Regions from separate parts of the Homo sapiens genome. Here region 1 is linked to region 2. Evidence: read pairs that join two places in POLR2A ChIA-PET (ENCODE). Cell type or tissue: Caco-2. All regions are shown on one strand. Each heading gives the region's core, and the rest is flanking DNA. Links, peaks and the distances in the headings are about the cores only. Region 1 overlaps CUX1 (cut like homeobox 1). Region 2 overlaps CUX1 (cut like homeobox 1).

Evidence for each region. ChIA-PET counts read pairs that join two places held together with the same protein. Peaks named below come from ENCODE experiments on the same cell type or tissue, not always from the same donor. Only the 100,000 strongest peaks of a DNase experiment are listed, where the experiment ranks them.
Region 1: POLR2A ChIA-PET joins it to region 2 with 7 read pairs; 5 of 35 experiments call an interaction of 5 or more read pairs at or near these places.

Annotation. Positions count from the first base shown.
Region 1 is chr7:101,895,266-101,906,056 of GRCh38, forward strand. All of the region lies in intron 1 of CUX1 (cut like homeobox 1), which reads left to right. Among named protein-coding and RNA genes, the nearest start is that of CUX1, 83 kb to the left of the region's middle. RefSeq lists enhancers at 547-1,047, 1,048-1,548, 5,076-5,575. In Caco-2, for the core only: no CTCF peak of the experiment used is centred there; no DNase peak of the experiment used is centred there.
Region 2 is chr7:102,019,289-102,030,079 of GRCh38, forward strand. It overlaps CUX1 (cut like homeobox 1), which reads left to right. Exons shown (of 24, transcript NM_181552.4): 3 at 8,810-8,857. Among named protein-coding and RNA genes, the nearest start is that of CUX1, 210 kb to the left of the region's middle. In Caco-2, for the core only: no CTCF peak of the experiment used is centred there; a DNase peak (open chromatin) is centred at 5,683.

The DNA.
Region 1 (10,791 bases), core at 956-8,955, 120 kb before region 2:
ATTTTGGAAATCATGTGGGAAGTGCTTTTCCTAGAGTTTTGTAGCTCCTCAAAAAGGCAGAACTAATCAACCAGGCTTCCCCATTGTAGCCACAGTTGGATCCCAATGGTAAGGGCCATTGGGAAACCAATGGTCTGGGTGAGTCTGGCCTGGGACCCTGGCATGGGGAAGAGACTGGACTTGAAGGCTTTGGATGGGCAGCTTGGTCTGGACAGTATTGGAAATAAAGGAACTTGAGACTTTGAAATTGCTGTGATGGGGGTGTTCTCACCTGTCCATAGGGGTGGGATGTCAGTAAGCTTTGCCGGTGTCTGTCCCATAGATAGACTCAGCTCTGCATTGCAGCCCCAAAAGGAGCCTGCATTCTTAAAAGAATTTTAGGGGAAGAAAGATTTAAGAGAGCACCTGAAGTCCTGAATCCCTTCAGAAGGAATTCATGGCTGCCTGTAGTCAGCTGCCAGTCCAACCTTGCCCTCCAAAAGAAGTCACAGAGATTGAGTTTTCAGCGAGGCAGGGAGAAGTTGTCACATTTGCCTAATTCTTGTAGAGGTGAGAGTGGGAGTAAACTGGAAGGGGGCGGATTATTGGTGATTTGGGGGCCACGTTTCCTTGTATCACCTGTAAAGTTTTTTTTTTGTTTTTGTTTTTTTTTTTTTTTTTTGGAGACAGGGTCTTACTCTGTCATGCAGGCTGGAGTGCAGCGGCACAATCACGGCTAATTGCGGCCTCAACCTCCCCAGACTCCCAAGTAGCTGGGACTATAGGCATGCACCACTGCACTTGGCGTATTTATTTATTTATTTATTATTTTTTCGAAGAGACAGGGTCTCCTTATGTTGCCCAGGCTGTTCTCAAACTCCTGAAGCAATCCGCCCACCTCAGCCTCCCAAAGTGCTGGGATTACAGGTGTGAGCCACCATGCCTGGCTCACCCATAAAATTAAAATGAAAAGAGCAGACCACAGCCAGCAGTCTTCCGACCTCCAGCTCTTGCAGGTCGTGGGCAGCCTTGCCCCAGGTGCAGCAGGTAGGCCAGGAAGCAGGTGTGGGAACAGAGCAACAGCAGGCACCGTGGGGACATGCACAGTAAGCGTCGAATCGGTGTGCGTTTGCAGAAACGTGAATGGGTGAATGAAGGGGTGTATGAAGGTATACACAGGAACGCCACAGTCAGCTTTGTGTAAAGTAGACCAGTGAACAGATTGCTGGTATTGCTTCTGACAGCTCTGCTCCTCAGGGGAAAATGGTGAACTCACTTTAGAACTCGCCTTTGTCAGCTCCAACTAGACTCTGGAAGGAACACAAATGCTCAGACTTTCCCATGACAGACTGTGAAGCAAAGCCAGTTACACAGCTACCGTCACTAATATTTTTGGTATAAAGCAGTTGCTAAAATTAATTCCAGTCTGAAACTTGATGAATTCTCAGTCATGGAATTAACAGGTCTTAAATGGGAAAAATAAAAAATTAGCTTGATTAAAAATAAATGTTTGTGCTGAAATGTGGAGCCTGTCTGTCCCTAACAAACTAAATATGAAGTTTTTCATCTTAGAGGATTTGTTTGCCTTTGAGTATTCATAGGGAAAGTGCACGTTTGTACCAGAAATTTAGAGACGCACTCCCAGTAAGTTCTTACGAGCAGTCAGTATTATCCTTTTTGTATAAGGCAAGCAGTCAGTCCCTATGAAGAGTAAGATACAAGCCTGGCTCAGCAGTGGCCCCCCTGAGCCTATCTGATGTGCAGAAAAGTCACGCACACACAACTGTCTTGAAGGGCAGCCTCCTTTCAGCCAGCACCCATTTACTCCCTCTTATTAGGCCTTCCTCTGAATTTATATCAAGCAAACTATTTAGGACGCATCTGCGAAGCAGGAAGTGTGTTTCATTTTGTTTTTAATGAGGTTTCAAACTCTCTCTTCCCATCTCTGTCCCTGGATGACAGCGCAGAGTTTTACGTCATTTGCTATTAGACATCTTGTGGCTTGACATCCTCGAAGGCTCAGCCACCCCTGGGTGTGTTTGGTTAATACAGCAAGTGAAGCCTGGGCAACATATCGAGGCCTCATTTCTACAGAAATTTTTAAAAAGTAGCTGGGCATGGTGGCATGCACCTGTCGTGTCAGCTACTTGAAAGGCTGAGGTGGAAGGATTGCTTGAGCCCAGGAGTTCAAGCCCGCAGTGAGCTATGATCGTGCCACTGTACTCCAGCCTGAGTGAAGGGCGAGATGTTGTCTCTTAAAAAAAAAAAATAATAATAATAAAATAAAGAAAAGAAAAAAGTAGAGGTTCTGTGCTTAGTTAGAAGATATCTAACAACACAATTGGTTAGACTTTCATAATTATTTCTGCTGATGTAAGTATCACAGCGCAGGTCATGGGCAACAGTTTACTGTTTTCACACCCAGCTTCAATGTTAAATGAACCCCAGACTATAGCGTGACCAGTCTGATATTATCATCCCCAAATCTTTATAGTTTCAGCTCTTGGGATGGATGACTGAATAACCATTTTTTTTCCAGTGTGGTAGTCTTAGGGTTTTGCTTATTGGTGTGTGTGTTTCAAGAGGAACCTCTGTTCCTTGGACTTGATGTGAGTGGCAAGTCATGTAAAAAGCTGGATTTTATCAATAGTTTTTGTCTAAAAACCAAAACCAAAAAATTCTTCCCCTGCAGTACCAGTGCTTGAAATAAACCACCCTCCTACCCCCACCCAGCTTGCCTGCGTGGATCCAGTAGCACCCCCGGTACCCCGGTGGGCCTTTTTGGCAGCCCCGAGGGGTCAGGGATCTAGGGGGAAGAGTCACCGCAGGGAGCGCAGATGTACTTGGAGTGGGGAATGGTTGGGGGGGACCCATTCCCCTGCTTTAAACCGCAAATGTCTTTTGATATCTAGTAAAATTGGCAAGCAGAATGATTGAAAACATGTGAGAGGTAACTGGATCTAAGTCTCAAGTAGTACATATTTGAGAAGTTTTCCCCAATGTAAAAGTCACTCTTTAAGAGCCTTAAACTAATAAAAACAAGGAAATTCCATGTTACGGCTGCCACTCGGCCTTTTCATTTTTATTCCAGAAGTCAGATCTGACAGGTCAGCAGCTCACTGGCTCTGGGCTCCCCGTGTTTAAAGCAGTGGGGACGAGGAGAAGAACTGGCAGCCGCCGGGACGGGGAAGTCTCCAATGCCATTCAGTGCCAGGCTCGTAATTCCCTCTTAGTTTATCCTATTTTCTCTTCTTGGGGCGGCTTCCTGTATGTACTTTATTCACTGAAGCTGCTTCAGGATTCCTTCAGAGACTATTCTTGTTTCTTTCCATTTCTGTGTCTTTTTTTTTTTTTTTTTTTTTTTGAGACAGAGTCTTGCCCTGTGGCCTGGGCTGGAGTGCAGCGGCGCGACCTTGGCTCACTGCAACCTCCGCCTCCCGGGTTCAAGTGATTCTCCTGCGTCAGCCTCCTGAGTAGCTGGGATTACAGGCACGCACCACCACACCTGGCTAATATTTATATTTTTAGTAGAGACAGGGTTTTGCCATGTTGGCCAGGCCAGTCTCGAACTCCTGACCACAGGTGATCTGCCTGCTTCGGCCCCCCACAGTGCTGGGATTACAAAGCATAAGCCACCGCACCCGGCTAATTTCCTTTATAGTTACACTAGCTTGGAAGAATAACATACTGAGTGGCGTGGAAGGCGTTGGTGCACATAGGTGCAGCATCCCAGAGCCCCGTCCACTGGCGGCTATTTGTGCATGGCTGCCTGTGGCTTCTTATCTGTGATGGAACCTCGTGGGCAGAGAAGTGGCTGGAGAGCATCACCAAGGCTGCCTGGTCCAAGTTGCTTCCTGTTGCTGCATGGGCAGTGTTCTGGGGTCCAGACCCTGGGTGGTAGTGATAAGATGGTGATGGGGTGGAGTGGGTCCTTATAGATCCCACATTACTGAGCGGCCTTTTGCCCTTCAAACCAGATCACAATCCCCTCCCTGCCAGTTGGTCCTCAAGAAATCACAGGAGGCTGGGCGCAGTGGCTCACGCCTGTAATCCCAGCACTTTGGGAGGCCAAAGCAGGTGGATCACTTGAGGTCAGGAGTTCGAGACCAGCCTGGTCAACATGGCAAAACCCGGTCTCTACTAAAAATACAAAAAAAATTAGCCAGGTGTGGTGGTGCACTCTTGTGATCCCAGCTACTCGGGAGGCTGAGACAGGAGAATCTCTTGAACCCAGGAGGCAGAGGTTGCAGTGAGTCAAGATTGGATTGTGCCACTGCACTCCAGTCTGAGTGATTCTGTCTCAAAAAAATAAAAAAATAAAGAAGTCACAGGAGGCCCAGCATACAGAGAACATCAGGTATAGAGAGATGTCCTTCCTGGGCCAAAACAGGTGGTGTCATTTTGCTGAGTTTGATAGAGAAAAAGTCCTGATGTCTGTGTACATAAGAACTCACGTCTAGAGTTCGAGAAAAACCGGTGATGAGAACTTGAACTTGGAGGAGTCACAGGGGGATCAGGAAAGCTTGGTAATTGGCATGAATTTCCTACCTCCAGGGGCCTGGCACAGAGACCTAGGATGAAGAGGGGGCCATCGAGCATGGTGTGAACTTGGAGAGTGTGGGGAGCTGCCCCAGCCGAGGGCACTGGATGGGAATTCATGCCAGAACCCCATCACATAGCGGCAGGAGCTGTAATTGTGCTTCTTAATTGTGTATCTTCATTTAGTGCGAGTTTAGGTGGTTAGCAATAGCTCTTTAGCTAGCTTTACAGAGTCTAAGTTAAAGAGCCCCTCAGCTATCTTGTAGAAAGCGCCCTGGACAGGATGGGGTGATGCTGACAGCTGGAGTCACTGTTCCAGCGCCCAGAATGGGGAGACTAGCAGCACTTCTGGGCAGCCCATGAAGCAGCCTCTTCCCTCTGCCGGTGTCCCTCATGTCCAGCAGAGCTAGAAGTGAAACTCACTGAGGATTGACGCGGCCCCTTTAAAATCGCATCTCCGCTCTTGGCACCAGGAGCTGTCATGTAGTGTAACCTGTTGGTGCCCAGAACCCAGGTTTCCTGGTGGCAGCCAGCGGTACCGGTGCCAGGAGGCAGCGAAGGAATCACTTGCGACGCCCGCTCTCTCTGCCATACGAGTGTCGTTCTGCGGGGCCATCTGGCTGGCAGCAGCTCTCAGCCAATGGCAGGATGTTGTAAACCTCACTCGCTGAATGCGGCACCGAAAATCTTGAAAATTAACTGCAAAAATAAAATCAAAGCTGGCTCCGAGATGGTATTTCTTGGCCTGGCATAAGCTCTCCGGATGAACTTGCTCTGCCTTGTTGATAGATGCCTCTTACTAGTTTGGTTTTTTCCCAGGAGCCAGTTGGCATCTTTTAACTTTTCCTTGTAAAATCCAGGCAGAAACATTTTGAGAGCTTTCTGGAGTTTTTATTTGCTAATTAAAATGTGAGAAGGGAACACAGCCACAGGTAGAGGTCTAGTGCAAGCCACAGCTGTGATTCAGAAGAAGAAAAAAAAAAGCCAAACCTGACAGTTTCAAAATGAAGTTATTAGCACTTCACCTATAACTGTGATAGCTTTTAACTTGCAGGATCCTTCTCTTAGGCACCACCTCCCATCCGAACCCCAGAGCATATGGGAAAAGGAGCTAATGTGTGTAAGTTGCAGGATACTTAATCACTGAAGAATCTAACAATGATAACTACTATCTCTCTGGAACTTTTTTTTAACTTAGAAGAGTATGTCTTGTTCTGTTTATATATCACATAGTTTTCCAACGACCCTGGGAGGTGAGGTAGGTGGTATATTTTACCAATGGGAAAATCGATGCTCAGGAAGTCTTGGTGACTTGCTCAAGTTCCCATAACAAGAAGCTGCTGAATCCAGGATGGAACCTGGTCTACCCCAAATGCCCCTACTGCTTCCTAGGGCCCAGTAATGCCCCTGGGTAGGGCGGGCCCAGCTCTGGAAGAAACAGGGCTATACAAAAAATCACCCAATATTGGGTCACCAGCCTTCTTCTACTTGCAAAATAATTAAGCAAAATCTGTTTTTATTTGTTTTTGAGACGGAGTCTTGCTTTGTCGCCCAGGTTAGAGTGCAGTGGTGTGAACTTGGTTCACTGCAACCTCCGCCCCTAGGGTTCTAGCGATTCTCCTGCCTCAGCCTCCCGAGTAACTGGGATTACAGACTTGCACCACCACGCCCGGCTATTTTTTTGTATTTTTAATAGAGACAGGGTTTTGCCATGTTGGCCAGGCTGGTCTCGAACTCCTGACCTCAGGTGATCCACCTGCCTCGGCCTCCCAAAGTGCGGGGGTTACAGGTGTGAGCCACTGTGCCTGGCCACAAAATCTATTTTAATTCTGCAAGTTATAAGCAGCCAGTGGCCCACCAGGCCCAGCTGTACGTTCCCAGGGACCCCCCAAAGCGTATATGTCCCGGGCACACACACACTAGGTGGTTTGTTTTGTTCCCCAGCAGCCCGTGTCTGCCCGGGCAGATGTTAGTGGCTGAGAAACCCCAACAGGGAGTGAGCCACAGGCCCGCGGGTGGCTTCCCTGCCAGTGTTCTCCTCGCGAAGGGGAAGGGAGCCCTTGCCAGAATGGCTGGTGCCCTAACAAATTGATTCCTGCCAAACAATAGAAATAAATATTTTCAGCAGACAGAAATGTTGGCTCTGAAAGCATTCAAATTAAAGGCTTATTTCTGAAACAAATACTTTAGGAGGAAAACATTTTTACCAGCGCAGATGAGATCAGAGCTATTCCTTTTGGCAGTGGCAGGACTATTTTGAGACTCAGCCACAACGGTTTCCCTGCCCCGTCTCGTTTTTCACTGATGACCTCGCCCCCTGTTTCATGGAGACAGGGAATTGCATTCAGCTAGAGGCATGGGGAAGAGATGGTGGCATGGTGTTCTGCAGAGAGCCTCAGTTGGACAGTCGGCCGAATCTGGATTCAAATCCAGGCCCTACCTCTCCTGCTATGATTTCGACAAAGCCGGTCAGTCATCTGATCATCAGCTTCCTCAGTCTGTGAAATGGGGCGGTACCTCCCTTGCAATGGTTAATAGCGTTATCCTCAGGACCTGGGGGTCATTGGAGGCCAGCACTGTCCCTAGAACTCTCTGTGTTGATTAAATGGTCTCTACCCGCCCCAGCAAATATAATTGCCACTAGCTACATGTAACTGTTGGGCCCTTGAAGTATGGCAGCTGGAATGGAGGGAACAAATTTTAAATTTAACTTAGATGAAATGTAATCCACATGTGGCCACTGGCTACCATTTTGGATAGTGCAGTTCCCATTCATCCCTCTCATTTCATTAGTTGGTCCCTGGAGCCAATTAATTGGTTGGAGGGTCAACCCACTACAAATCTCCCAAGTCTTTCTCTGTGCCGGATGCAGCTGTGCGGAGTTGGGACCTGTCTGTTGTCTTTGACATCCGTCTTCTGTCCTGCAGACGGAGCAGTGGGGCAGTGCCATCGAGCTGGGCAGAGGAATTAATATCTTAGCCATCAACTGCCCAAATCAACCTTCATGGGCATCTTTTAATTTTCTAAGAGATGGGGTCTTGCTGTGTTGTCCAGGCAGGACTCGTGGGCTCTTTCCGCCTCAGCCTCCCGAGTAGCTGGGACTACAGTTGTGCACCACCACACCCCTCTGATATTTCTTAATTTTAATGGCTGATGTTTCTTAATTTTAACAAGTTCCCATATGTCTCATGATGTATGCTAAGTATAAAAAGAATAATAGAAGGCATGAAGTCAAGGGGCCTGTTTCCCGGGCATTTGTTTCAGTGGTGAGTCACATTCATGCGAAGCCTCGGTTTCCTTATCTGTAAGACCAGATCAGCAAACCACCTGTGGCTGCCTCTCTCCCTGGTTGACCCCGAGGCCAAGAGGAGGGGCAGGGTCAGCAGCCGGCCAGACCTCAGTAGCCCCTCCCCATCCTGGTATGGGGGAACACAGGAGGTAGAAAACAAGTGACCTACACAAGGCGGGTGGTGGCGGGGGAGGTCCCACTTTAACAGGAGGCAAGATGGCCGGGAGAAAGCTATGGGGAACCCAGGCAAATGGAGATGAGCAGACCCCAAGAACCGTACCCTAGGGGGCTGGCTGGGTCGGGGGAATTAGGGTCCTTTGGGCTCCTTGCAGAGCCGAAGATTGTAGTGGGGAGCACTGCGTGTGCCTACAAGGCTGAGCCTGGCAGGCAGAATTATGTGTTGTTTTGAGATAACAGCCACAACAGAGCAGTAAAGAATACTGCTTATAAAACGGACATTTTTTTGTAGCTCAAAAATGGTCAAATATCAGTAATGTCATGTGGTTTGAGTAATCCATAAAGCAGAGCCCTTCTCGTTAGGGCTGAGAATTATCCTCCCCTCTCCCTGCCACAGAGCCGGCCACGTGGCCTGCCCCGGCACCTGCTCCGCCTTACATGTCATTATGCGTCTCCGAGACAGCGTCTCTCACATCTCACCGTTTAAATGAGCGTCTAGCAAGTATTCTATGGAGTGCAATGCTTGTTGGATACATCTGGCATTTTCATCTTCGCAGAGTGGGTTTGTGACGGGGTGAAAAACAAAAAAACAAATTCTTGATTCTTGATGGAAATCTCTCAGTCCTGAGAGATTTATAAAAAAGGCTTGTAGGAAAACTTTGTACGCGTAGCTTTTATACTCATAGACCAAATTATAATTTTTTATTCAATCTTATTTTCTGAATAGGTAACGTGTTCACTTGGTCTAAAATCAAAATTTTAGCCAGGTCCGGTCACTCGCACCTGTAATGGCAGTACTTTGGGAGGCTGAGGTGGGGGGCGGTCACTTGAGCTCAGGAGTAACATGGCAAAACCGTGTCTTTACAAAACACACACACACACACACACACACACACACACATTAGCTGGACATGGTGGCACGCGCCCGTAATCCCAGCTACTCAGATGGCTGAGGCGGGAGGATTGCTTGAGCCCAGGAGTTCGAGGCTGCAGTAAACTGTGATTGCATCACTGCACTCCAGCCTGGGTAACACAGTGAGACCCTGTCTCCAAAAAAATAAAATTTGTATGTTTATATACTGAGAAATTTTGTCTCCGCCTCTGTCCCTTTTTACCCCTACTGTCTACCCTAAGTCAGTACTGTACTTCTGTTCATTTTCTGGGGGTGTGCTGAACAGATTCAAGAGAATAGCATTTCCATGGAAAGGCCGCAGCTTGTAAGTTTCACTTGAATTTCCGTGATTGGGAGTTAATATCAAATGATCTCTCAGAATCAAGAAATACTGATACATATCAAATGTATAATAACATTTTGAGAATTTTTTTTTTTTTTTTTTCAGACAGAGTCTCACTCTGTTGCCCAGGCTGGAGTGTAGTGGTGTGATCTTGGCTCACTGCAACCTCTGCCTCCCGGGTTCAAGCGATTCTCCTGCCTCAGCCTCCCAAGTAGCTGAGATTGCAGGCGCCCACCACCACACCCAGCTAATTTTTGTATTTTTAGTAGAGATGGGGTTTCACCATGTTGGCCAGGCTGGTCTCAAAGTCCTGACCTCAGGTGATCCCCCTGCCTTGCCCTCCCAAAGTGCTGGGATTACAGGCGTGAGCCACTGCGCCTGGCCCCATTTTGAGAATTAAAGGAACATGGGCACGTAATCTTTATACGAGGTGGAGTCAGATTGAATAGCAAGAGGAAGAGAAACTGACATCCACGCTCATTGCACTGGGCGTTTTATGTGACTTAATCCTCATAGCAGCTCTATGAAGTATGTATCAGAGGGTGTCCCCATTTTACATTAAATCACTTGCCTGGATCACTCAGCTGGGGAGGGTGAGAGCCAGGTGACCTACCCAAGGCTGTGTCTCTGGGTGGGGGGCTCAGAACCTCTCTCCCTCGTTTTGTAGTAGCCAGACATTGTCTCGTATAAACTATGGCAACTGGAAGTGAACCAGGTCTTTTCCTGCCCTCTGATTTTGGTGGAAAATGTGACCTACCCAGGAAAAGCACTATGATTTTAGGAGTTTAGGTGCACAAAGCTGTTTTCCAAGCATGCTCATTCTTCTCCCAATTTGGGACTCATTGCTGCCTCTCTGCCCTCATCTGTGGGGCCAAGGGAGCTGGAGCGACAGCCACAGCAGACCGCTCTGCATCCCTGTATGCGTTGTGGGAAACAGCAGAGGAGGTGGCGTTGCGCCCATCTTACAGACTCCAGATTCTGTTCACCCGACAGGCAGTGGGAATCCGTGTTCACGCTGGTCCCTTGGATCAGAAATTCAGTACCCTTCCCTCCACACCATGCTGTAGACACCTCTTTCCTCTCCTAGACCCGGAACATCCTCTCTTCTTCAGGGTACTGGGGACCAAGATCCACCCTCGTGGTGAGAAAACCACACCATAAATAAACACAGCCACCATACGCCGTGAGATCTGGCCAAGAGGTTTCCTTCTGTTCATTCGGCCCTAATCTCCAAGATGGGAAGGCATTGCCAGCTGCCCTGTGTAGAGATTCCTGAACACGCAGTGTTTCTTATTAACCCGCCAGATAACCAGAAAATCAGTCTTTGGGCAAGCGCTTGCTTCTCCACGTGCCCAGTATTTTCTTTCTTTCTTTTTATTTTTTTAATGAGACAGGGTCTTGCTCTGTCGCCCAGGCTGGGCTCGAACTTCTGGCCTGAAGTGATCCTCCCACCTCAGCCTCCCAAATAGCTGGGACTACAGGTGTGCGCCACCATGCCCAGCTAACTTTTTTTTTTTTTTCTGGAGAGACAGGGTGTTACTATGTGGCCCAAGCTGGTCTCAAAGTACTGGG
Region 2 (10,791 bases), core at 1,301-9,300:
ACAATCTCGGCTCACTGCAGCCTCTGCCTCCCGGGTTCAAGCAATTCTGCCTCGGCCTTTGGAGTAGCTGGGATTAAAGGCACATGCCACCACGCCTGGCTAATTTTTCTATTTTTAGTAGAGTTGGGGTTTCACCATGTTGGCGAGGCTGGTCTTGAACTCCTGCCCTCATGTGATCCACCTGCCTTGGCCTCCCAAAGTGCTGGGATTACAGGTATGAGCCACCATGCCCGGTCTCATCATCAGACAAGTCTTGCAGATCCCCTCTTGATCAGGAACTCAGGGGTCCCCACCTGCAGCTTCAGGGTACCCCTCGCTGCTTACCAGCAGGCACCCTATGTTGAAATCCTGCACCCTCATCTCAGTTCCCAATCCCACCAGTCCCCCAAAGCCAGCCCTTCCCGTGGTGGAGTTGTACCACGTACCACGCAAAAGCCACAGCATCAGCATTGGAGACTCTGCCAGGACACGGAACGTGTTTTAAATGGCACAAAGACATTTAAATGGGAAGAAATTATAGCAGGAGTGAGTTTATCCCTTTCAAGATAATCTTATTTAATAACCAAAAAACTCACAAAGATGTGCATTTTATCCGACTACAAAAGCAGCGTGGCGGGTTATATATTGTGGTAATTACATGTTTGGGGTTTCATTCCTCCTTTAAACCAGATTTCTTTTATTTCAGAAAATCAGCCATTGTAGAAAAAGACTATTCATTTATTTCATTGCTGGGTGGCCTATACACTGTAAAAATAGGTCAAGAACAGTAATCTAAATTGACTGCTGATAAATAATTAAAGCTAATGGAATTTTTCTCAAACCTGTGAACTAAAATCTTTGAGAAATTGCCAGGACATACTTACTGTCTGCTGTTGTATAGAAAGATATTTTTTATTTAATACTTGAGTTTCAATGCCATTTAAAATTACCCTTTTCTATCACAAGGACTGGAAGGAATATGTGTTCATCTATAAAAGTAACCAAAGGAACGATGCCGTGTTGATGGTTATATGGTTCATCTTCAGATGAGATGGGAAGTGACGGTTTCAGTATCCTGGAACAAAAGAAACATCATTTTTCACTGAACTGGATTTTAAGTTGAGGTCTACAGTCCACATATCATATAATATATATTGTCTTGTTTTTAAAGACTCCATACCTGGTCTGAGCTCTTGTATACATTGATAAGGGAAACTTAACAGCTATCTAACGTGACATCCAGGAAAATAAATACTAAGAACATTTTTTCTTTCATTAGTAATTACTGTTCTCTCATTGCTGCTACCAGGACCTTATAAAAAGACATTGGGGTCAGGCGTGGTGGCTCACGCCTGTAATCCCAACACTTTAGGAGGCCAAGGCAGGTGGATCCCTTGAGGTCAGGAGTTCAAGACCAGCCTGGCCAACATGGTGAAACCCCGTCTCTACTAAAAATACAAAAATTAGCTGGGCATGGTGGCGGGCGCCTGTAATCCCAGCTACTTGGGAAGCTGAGGCAGGAGAATTGCTTGAACCCAGGAGGCAGAGGTTGCAGTGAGCTGAGATCGCGCCACTGCACTCCAGCCTGGGTGACAAGAGCAAAACTCGGTTTGGAAAAAAAAAAAAAAAAGAAATTACAAAGTGAGCTAAGACCAGAGGAGAGGGGAGAGGCAAGAGCGGAGAATTACCCCAGATGAGGGAGATCTGGAACAGAAGGTGACAACAGGCCAAGCCACAGGGCCAGGTCCCTAAGGGTCCCCACCTCTAGCACCATTGGCAACAACCTTGTGAGAGTCAGAATCAAGTCTTTCAGAAGTGACCCAGTTCAGCCCCTCACTACCCCCACCCTGCCCTAGTGCTCTTGGAAAGACTACATTGTCTCCGAAGGAGAAAGGGTCCCACCCCTGAACTGTCACTGTACAGGATGGGGTACCACCAAGAGATGTTGTACCTCTTAAATGCAGTCAGGGTTATTTCCCAGAAAAGTATCCAAGTTACTGTAGGATGAAAAAGACATCCAGAAAAACCTGGATTATCAGATTTTTTTTTCCCCCATTTGGAGACAGGGTCTTGCTCTGTCACCCAGGCTGGATTACAGTGGCACAGTCATAGCTCACTGCCATCCCAAACTCCTAGGCTCAAGCCATCCTCCACCTCAGCCTCCAAAATAGATAGGACTACAAGCCTGCACCACCATACTCACTAATTTTTGTATTTTTTTCTAGAGACGGGATTTCACCACGTTGCCCAAGCTGGTCCCGAATGCCTGGGCTCAAGCAATCCTCCTGCCTTGGCCTCCCAAAGTGCTGGGATTACAGTTGTGAGCTACCAGATACTTTTTTTTCTCTTTTTTTTTTTTTTTTTTTTTTGGATGGAGTTTCCTGGGTTGAAGCGATTCTCCTGCCTCAGCCTTCTGAGTAGCTGGGATTATAGGCATGCACCACCATGCCCACCTAATTTCGTATTTTTTGTTAGTAGAGATGGGGTTTCTCCATGTTGGTCAGACTGGTCTCCAACTCCTGACCTCAGGTGATCTGCCCGCTTCAGCCTCTCGAAGTGCTGGGAATACAGGTGTGAGCCACCACACCCGGCCCAGATATTTTAAAAACAGAAATGACTTGATGACTTTGGAGATGTGTTTGTAATTCACAGCCTCCTTCTATGTGTGCATTGTGTTTGTGCTGATTCCAGTGAGCCTCTCGCTCCTGCAGACAGAGGTGAACCTCCATGCAGCAGCTCAGCGTGTCACCAGCTCTGGGTCCCTGGCACGCGACTCTGGGATATGGGGAGTGGAAGAGAGCTCATGGGAATTGGGAGCACGAGGCCCTAAGATGGAGCAGAGCCTTCCAGAGAGGGCTCGGGAGTGTGTGTGTTACGACTCCCGCTCGTACGTTACAGGTGCAATTGAACACTGCATGACGATTTTGTCTCTATTTTGCTTTTACATCAGAATGGTTTCCTCCAGCAATTGGCATTACCTAGAAAATTCCTTAATAGCATTTTGCTGTTCAGTTCTCTGACCTAAAAACTGAGTTGTGAATCAGCAGTTTCGAGAATAATGGAAATACGGCCAGACACAGTAGCACACGCCTGTAATCCCAGCACTCTGGGAGGCTGATGTGGGTGGATCACTTGAGCCTAGGAGTTTGAAATCAGCCTGGGCAACATGGCGAAACCCCGTCTCTACAAAAAATGCAAAAATTTGCCGGACATGGTGGCGCATGCCTCTAGTTCCAGCTGCTCGGGGTGCTGAGATGGGAGGATTGCTCGTGCCCGGGAGGTCACGACTGCAGTGAGCTATGATTGAGCCACTGCACTCCAGCCTGGAAGAGCGAGACACTGTCTCAAAAAAAAAAAAAAAGAAAAGAAAAAGAAAAGAATGGAAATCCTTCCACATAGAAACCTCTCTGTGTAAACATCATTTATTTGCTGTGTACTCAAAGGAGAGGAGGTTGACATGAGCTATTTTGGCTTTTGCCAAAAGGCATATGATTGGAATTATCTCAAGAACATCACTTTCTGTGCATTAAGATGTTTGTTGCTTTTTGCCCAATAGATGGGATGGGATGGAAACAAGGTGAAAACATCACTGACAAACCTGAATTAAGTATATAACTGAATTAAGTGTGTAACGTGTAACTTGAAGTAATTAAGTTTTAAAACATGGCCGGGTGCAGTGGCTCAAGCCTGTAATCCCAGCACTTTGGGAGGCCGAGGTGGGCAGATTACTTGAGGTCAGGAGTTCGAGACCAGCCTGGCCAACATGGTGAAAACTTGTCTCTACTAAAAGTACAAAAATTAGCAGGGCGGGGTGGCTCGCACCTATAGTCTCAGCTACTTGGGAGGCTGAAGCAGGAGAATCGCTTGAACCTGGGGGGTGGAGGTTGCAGTGAGCCGAGGTCACGTCACTGCACTCCAGCCTGGGTGACAGAGCGAGACTCCATCCCCCTCCCCGCAAAAAAGTTTTTAAACGTGTTCACTGCCTCCTTATCATTTGTTCCACTGTGGTTTTGGCCAGCCTGAACCCCACTTTTTCCAGTTTATGACCACAAAGAAGGATTGTGCGGGTGTGCATGAGGACCAGTAAGTGGCAGAGTCTGCATTTTCTGGTGCTGTCCAGACAGCAAAGAGTGCTGTGTTCTAGAAAGACAGTAAATCGTATCATGTCCTTGCTAACCGACGATGGAGAATTCTGTGGGTCAGAATTGAGCATCTTTTTTGAGACAGAGTCTCTCTCTGTTACCCAGGCTGGAGTGTAATGGCATGATCTTGGCTCACTTGCAGCCTCAACCACCCGGGTTGAGGTGGGGAGCCTCCCAATGTGCTGGGACTATAGGCGTGAGCCGCCGTGCCTGGCCAGAATTGAACATCTTTGTATCTTTCTTCTTAGTTTAGTACAAAACTGAATAATATTTGCAGGCAGCAGAATTGGATCGGGAATTTCTCAAACTGCCAAAGATGAAATTAGAATGAGTGATTTTTGGCTGGCAGCTTGAAGTACATATATATCAGTTTGTGTATGATACGTGTGAGTATGTAGTGGTTTTTCCCTCTTCAACTGTCTTTAAATATGTGTGCGTGCGTGAGTGTGTGTACAAACACACGTAGCTTTAATATCAAAAAGGTTATTTTTGTAGGTCTGTTAGGAGACATGAATATGCTCAAAAGGGAAAAAAATACATGGATAGGGTGAGAGGAGTTTGCTTTATTTAAGGACATGATAAAAGGCATAGCCCTTCTGCCTTTCTGGAATGCTGTAACAGAATATAGAAATAATTGTATCATCTCCTGTACTTCTCAGAGCTGGTGTTTGCGTGAGGCTGGCCCTGTGCCAGGTTGGCAGGGTTGGGGGTAACCCAGGAGCATGCCTGCTAAGGCACACTGCCATTCAGGGCCTGGCCTTGCCCCTGCGCCCCAGCCCCCTGCTCTCCTCCATCCAGCTCTGCCCTCTTCCATTTCTCTGCTACAGTCTGAAATCTCTCAGCCACACCAGCTTTCTCATTCCATGACCTCATCTGACTTGTCTCCTTCCCCTCTGAATCTGAGCCCTTGTTAAGCCTTTTTTTGTTTTTTCTTTGAGACAGAGTCTCACTCTGTCACCCAGGCTAGAGGGCATTGGTGCAGTCTCAGCTCACTGCAGCCTCTGCCTCCGCGGTTTAAGCGATCCTCCCACCTCAGCCTCCTGAGTAACCTGGACTACAGGCATGCACCACCACGCCCAGCTTATTTTTATATTTTGAGTAGAGATGGGGTTTCGTCATGCTGGCCAGGCTGGTCTCAAACTCCTGACCTCAGGTGATCCACTTGCCTCAGCCTCCCAAAGTGCTGGGATTACAGGTGTGAGCCAGCGTGCCCAGCCATAGCTATTCTTCCATTCATTCCCTCATGCACCCTTTCCATGTCTTTTGAGTCCCCACTGTGTGCCAGGCCCCATGGTCGTTTTCCCTGGACCCTGCTGGGATCATAGTAATCTTCCCCCATCATTCTTTACGCCTTCCACACTCTTTTCCCTTGTTACCCTTTGTGTTATATGTTGTCCTCTACCTTTCTGAAAAGCACAGTGGGTGAAATGCGGTGATGTGTTAGCTTCCTGTTGCTGCTGTCGCAACCTGCCATGCGCCGAGTGGCTTAAAACAACAGAAATTTATCATGTGACAGTGCTCGAGTTCAGGAGTCCAAAGTGGGATGGATTCCCCAGGCTGGAATCAAGGTGTCAGCCAGAGTTGTGTTCCTATTAGAAGCTCTGGGGGAGAATCAGTTTCCTGGCAGTTTCCAGCCTCTCGCGCTGCCGGCATTCCTATAGCATTCCGACCTCTGCGTCGGTCCTCAGATCTCCTCTGACTCTGAGCCTCCTGCCTGTCTCTTACTAGGAGCACTGGGATTACACTGGGCCCACCTGGATAATCCAGGGTCATCTCCTGACTCATGATCCCTGACATAATCCCATCTGCAAAAGCCCCTTTTACCATTGCAATCTAACACATTCACAGGCGCCAGCTATGAGGACGTGGTTATCTCTGGCGGACTATTATTGGTGCTGACCACAGATAGCCTTATTTATATAAAAAGAGATTGGTGGCCAGGCATGGTGGCTCACGCCTGTAATCCACAGCACTTCAGGAGACCAAGGCAGGCATATCGCTTGAACCTGGGAGTTCAAGACCAGCCTGGGCAACATAGTGAAATCCTGTCTCTACGAAAAATACAAAAACTAGCCGGGTGTGGTGGCGCATGCCTGTGGTCCCAGCTACATGGGAAGTTGAGGTGAGAGGATCCCTTGAACCCGGGAGGTGGAGGTTACAGTGAGCCGAGATCATGCCACTGTACTCCAGCCTGGGTGACAGAGCCAGACCCCGTCTTAGGTGGGAAAAAAAAAAGATTGGTAAAGAATCTGATTATTTTTTGTCCTGGAGCCTGGTGTAAAAAAATAGAAAATCATCTAGTTGAGGAAGTAACAGGATTGACTTCTCCAAGGAAATAATGGTATCACGTTTAGAAATGCATCCTTTGGAACAGTATATAGTTAAAAGGGAAATTATAATGCTTCTTGACCAAATGTTTCTACAGGATCACAATACAAAATAACGTGGGCTGTGATGATATTTGTCAAAAAACTTGTGGTACAGTGGCCAGGTGCAGTGGTTCACACCTGTAATCCTAGCACTGTGGGAGATCAAGACAGGCAGATCGCTTGAGTCCAGGAATTCAAGACCAGCCTGGGCAACATAGCAAGACCCTTATCTCTACAAAAAAATAAGAAAATTAGCAAGGCATGATGGTGTGCGCCTGTAGTCCCAGCTACTTGGGAGGCTGAGGTGGGAGGATCGCTTGAACCCAGGAAGTTGAGGCTGCAGTGAGCTATGATCACACCACTACACTCTAACCTGGATGACAGAGCAAGACCCTGTCTCAAAAAAACAAAAGCTTGCTGTACAGGCCTGTCCTGTAGGTCCCTCTGCAATGATGGAAAAATTCTGTGTCTGCATTGTTGGAAGCAGTAGCCACCAGCAACGGGTGGCTACCGAATCCTTGAACTGTGGCTAGGGTAACTAAGAAACTGAATTTTCCAAATTTATTTAACTTTAAGTTATATTTAAATATAAATAAGCACATATGGCTGTATGTGTTGAATAAGAAGACTTTTTCATCTGGGATCTTGATAGGTCTTACTTAGGAAGCCTCTGATAAAATAATTTGCAGAGTTTTATTTCTAATGGCAAGGTCAGTAGCTTTCCTCAGATTCTCAGAAGGCTTCATCAACTAAAATGTAGGCCTAGCCCGGTGGCTCATGCCTGTAATCCCAGCACTTTGGGAGGCTGAGGTGGGCGGATCACCTACGGTCAGGAGTTTGAGAACAGCCTAGCCAACATGGTGAAACCCCGTCTCTACTAAAAATACAAAAATTAGCCAGGCATGGTGGTGGGCACCTGTAGTCCCAGCTACTCAGGAGGTTGAGGCAGGAGAATCACTTGAACCTGGGAGGTGTAGGTTGCAGTAAGCCGAGATCTCGCCACTGCACTCCAGCCTAGGCAACAGTGAGACTCCGTCTTTAAAAAAAAAAAAAAAAAAAAAAAAAACATAGTTTCAATGCCTAAACTTTCAGTAAATAAGATATTATCTTAGTCGAGTCTTTTCAAAGTTTTTGAAGCACTTTCTCAGTTACTTCATTTTAAATAAAATGCTCTGAACAAGATCATAAGCATGCACCTATGGGATGTCCTGGTGTTTCGAAATGGGCACTGGTGGCATGGGATAAAATTTATTGTGACTCTGTCAGATGTGGATTCAAAACAGGCTGTATCTCCGACTTAACAGTGCATTAAAATGGCAGCTAGGGCCGGCCATGGTGGCTCATGCCTGTAATCCCAGCACTTTGGGAGATGAAGGTGGGCGGATCACCTGAGATTAGGAGTTCCAGACCACCTTGGCCAACATGGCAAAAACCCATCTCTACTACAAATACAAACATTAGCCGGGCGCCTGTAGTCCCACTTACTCGGGAGGCTGAGGTGAGAGAATCACTCAAACCCAGAAGGCAGAGGTTGCAGTGAGCTGAGATCTTGCCACTGCACTCCAGATTAGGCGACAGAGCGAGACTCCATCTCAAAAAAAAAGAAGAGGCAGCTAAAATACAGTGCAGTGGCCCAGGTCCATTTCAGATAGAAACAGCCAGGCAAACCCCCCATTCTAGTCTATTTTATTCTAAGCAGATTATCTCACTTAGACTGACATCAGCAAAAGCTTTAGTCTGTAGCACATTCAAAATGAGGTATATGTGACCAGGAGTTAGTAGAAATAAAACATCGTTGTAGGCCAGGTGCGGTGGCTCACACCTGTAATCCCAGCACTTTGGGATGCTAGGGTGGGCACATCTCTTAAGCCCAGGAGTTTGACCCTCGCCTGGACGACATGATGAAACCCTGTCTCTACAAAAAAATACAAAAATTAACCAGGCATGGTGGCGTACGCCTGTAGTCTCAGCTACTTGGTAGGCTGAGGTGGGAGGATGACTCTAGCCCAGGAGGCAGAGGTTGCAGTGAGCCAGGGTTGTGCCACTGTGCTCCAGCCTGGTCAACAGAATGAGACTCTGTCTTCAACAACAAGAACAACAAAGAACCACCTCGTTGTATTCTTAAATAAGTTTAAATCCTGAAGCGCCAGTTGGCGTTATTGATGTTTTAGGAGTGCAGGAATGGGTGAGGTCCCAGGCTTGCTTTAGATAGTGATAATTAGCACTGACTGCCACGCTGTTTTTAGGAGGCCTTAACCAATGTTTCCCTTCTTTCTCCTTCTCAAATGGCTGCTTCCTGACCTCCGCCTCCTGCTCCAGGATTTGCGCAAGCAGGTAGCGCCGCTGCTGAAGAGTTTCCAAGGAGAGGTAAGCTTTTCTATTCATTTTCTATCCTGAGCCACCCTTCGTGGCTAATTGGTCTTTTTATTCACATTAAAGAAATGCTCCGGGCAAAAGGTGCTGCCCAGATGGTGCCTTCCCGGCTGCTCCGACCCAGCGTCATGCAGATTTTGCGCTCTGTGATGTGATTTTCCATTGGGTCCTTGGTGAAAGCCCTCCTGGAAAAGGAAGCTATGCTCAGAATACACAGAGCTGTGGTGGATTGCCAGCAGAAGTGCCCCGTGTGTGGTTGCAACAGGCAGGTTGTTGGCGCTACGGCCTTCAGGAGCCCATGCATCCCCTCTAGGAAGTCGCCTTGTCCCCCTGAGCTGGTCTGGGGCTGCCACTGCCATGAGTGTGTGCCATAAGTGTGGTGCTTTGCTGAGAGGCTGGCGGGGGCACAGGGAGGCCACTTGATCACAGGCTTGAAACACAGAGCATCTAGCAGAAGCCACGAGGAGCAAGCCTAGGCTCAGTAGAAGGAAGTGGTTTCTAACGGATCCTTCCAGAGAAGGACGGAGCCATCTGGCAGACGGCACGTGGGTGGCAAGTCACCTGGGACATCCGCCCTGGCTACCTGTTAGCGGGAACAGCAGCCATAGAGGGGACTGGGCTCCACGTGAGTGACACTCTTTGCCAGCCCTTTGTGTGAAGATTCAGTGATGTTTAGAAAACCAGAAATTATATTATTCTTGCGGATTTATTGAATCTCACCTCTTTAGCTTCTCCCGACGGAAAAACAGAAAGTGGAATCATAGCAGGCTGATAAGGAAAGGAAACGAGACATTTCCAAAGCCCCTGAAAGAGCCCATATTGGTACAGTCTTAGGGATTTTTTTTTTTTTTTTTTTTTGGCGACAGAGTCTTGCCCTGTCACTCAGGCTACAGTCCAGTGGTGCAATCTAGTCTCACTGCAACCTCCGTCTCCCAGGTTCAAGTGATTCTCCTGTCTCAGCCTCCCCAGCAAATGAGATTGCAGGTGTGCACCACCACACCCAGCTAATTTCTCTATTTTTAGTAGAGATGCAGTTTCACCATGTTGGCCAGGCTGGTCTCGATCTCCTGACCTCAGGTGATCCACCTGCTTTGACCTCCCAAAGTGCTGGGATTACAGATGTGAGCCACTGTGCCTGGCAGGGATTTTATTTTCTTGCAACTGCTAAGTCACAGGGAACACATGGGGGAAGGGACAGGAGAGATATGGCCGTGAGATACAGGAGAGATATGGCCGTGAGATACAGTAGGTTCCTCTTGGGACACAGGTGATGTGGGCCTTATATATGGAAGGCTGGGTTCCTGGTCCCAGAGCTCTAGAGCAAGTTGTCGGGCTTCCATTTGGGAAATTCATCAACTGGGAGCGAGAGCAGGGAGTGAGTGAATGAAGGAGGCCAGGGCGATTGTAGCCAAAGACAGAGAGGCGATTTCAGGACATCAAAAGGGACCAGCGTAGAAAGAAGACACAGCAGTTGGTGATGGCTGGAAATTTTCGAGGGCAGAACAGTACCCCTCTCTTCTTATGATCTTCTTCCTGCCTCATTCAGCCCCCATGCACGTAGCTTGGTCCGGCCAGCAGGACACCTGCATCCCAGGGCTTGGATGGACTTGAACAGTCTTTTTCTCAGAACTTCATCTCCAAGCCCGTAGTTGATGAGTGAGGCTGTTACCTGACACCTACCCACATTTGATCTTACCTGTTCTGTTACCTGTCCAGCGGCTTTTGGGAGACCCACTGGCTTCCTAGTTCTCTCGCTCAAAGAGTTCAGTGTGCTTTCTAGGTGTTTGCTTGTTTTTCTTTCTTATTGAAAAATTTCAAAGCTGTGTAAAAATGGAAAGATTAGTACAGTGAATACCTGTATGCTTTTTTTTTTTTTTGAGACAGATTTTCACTCTTGTTGCCCAGGCTGGAGTGCAATGGCACAATCT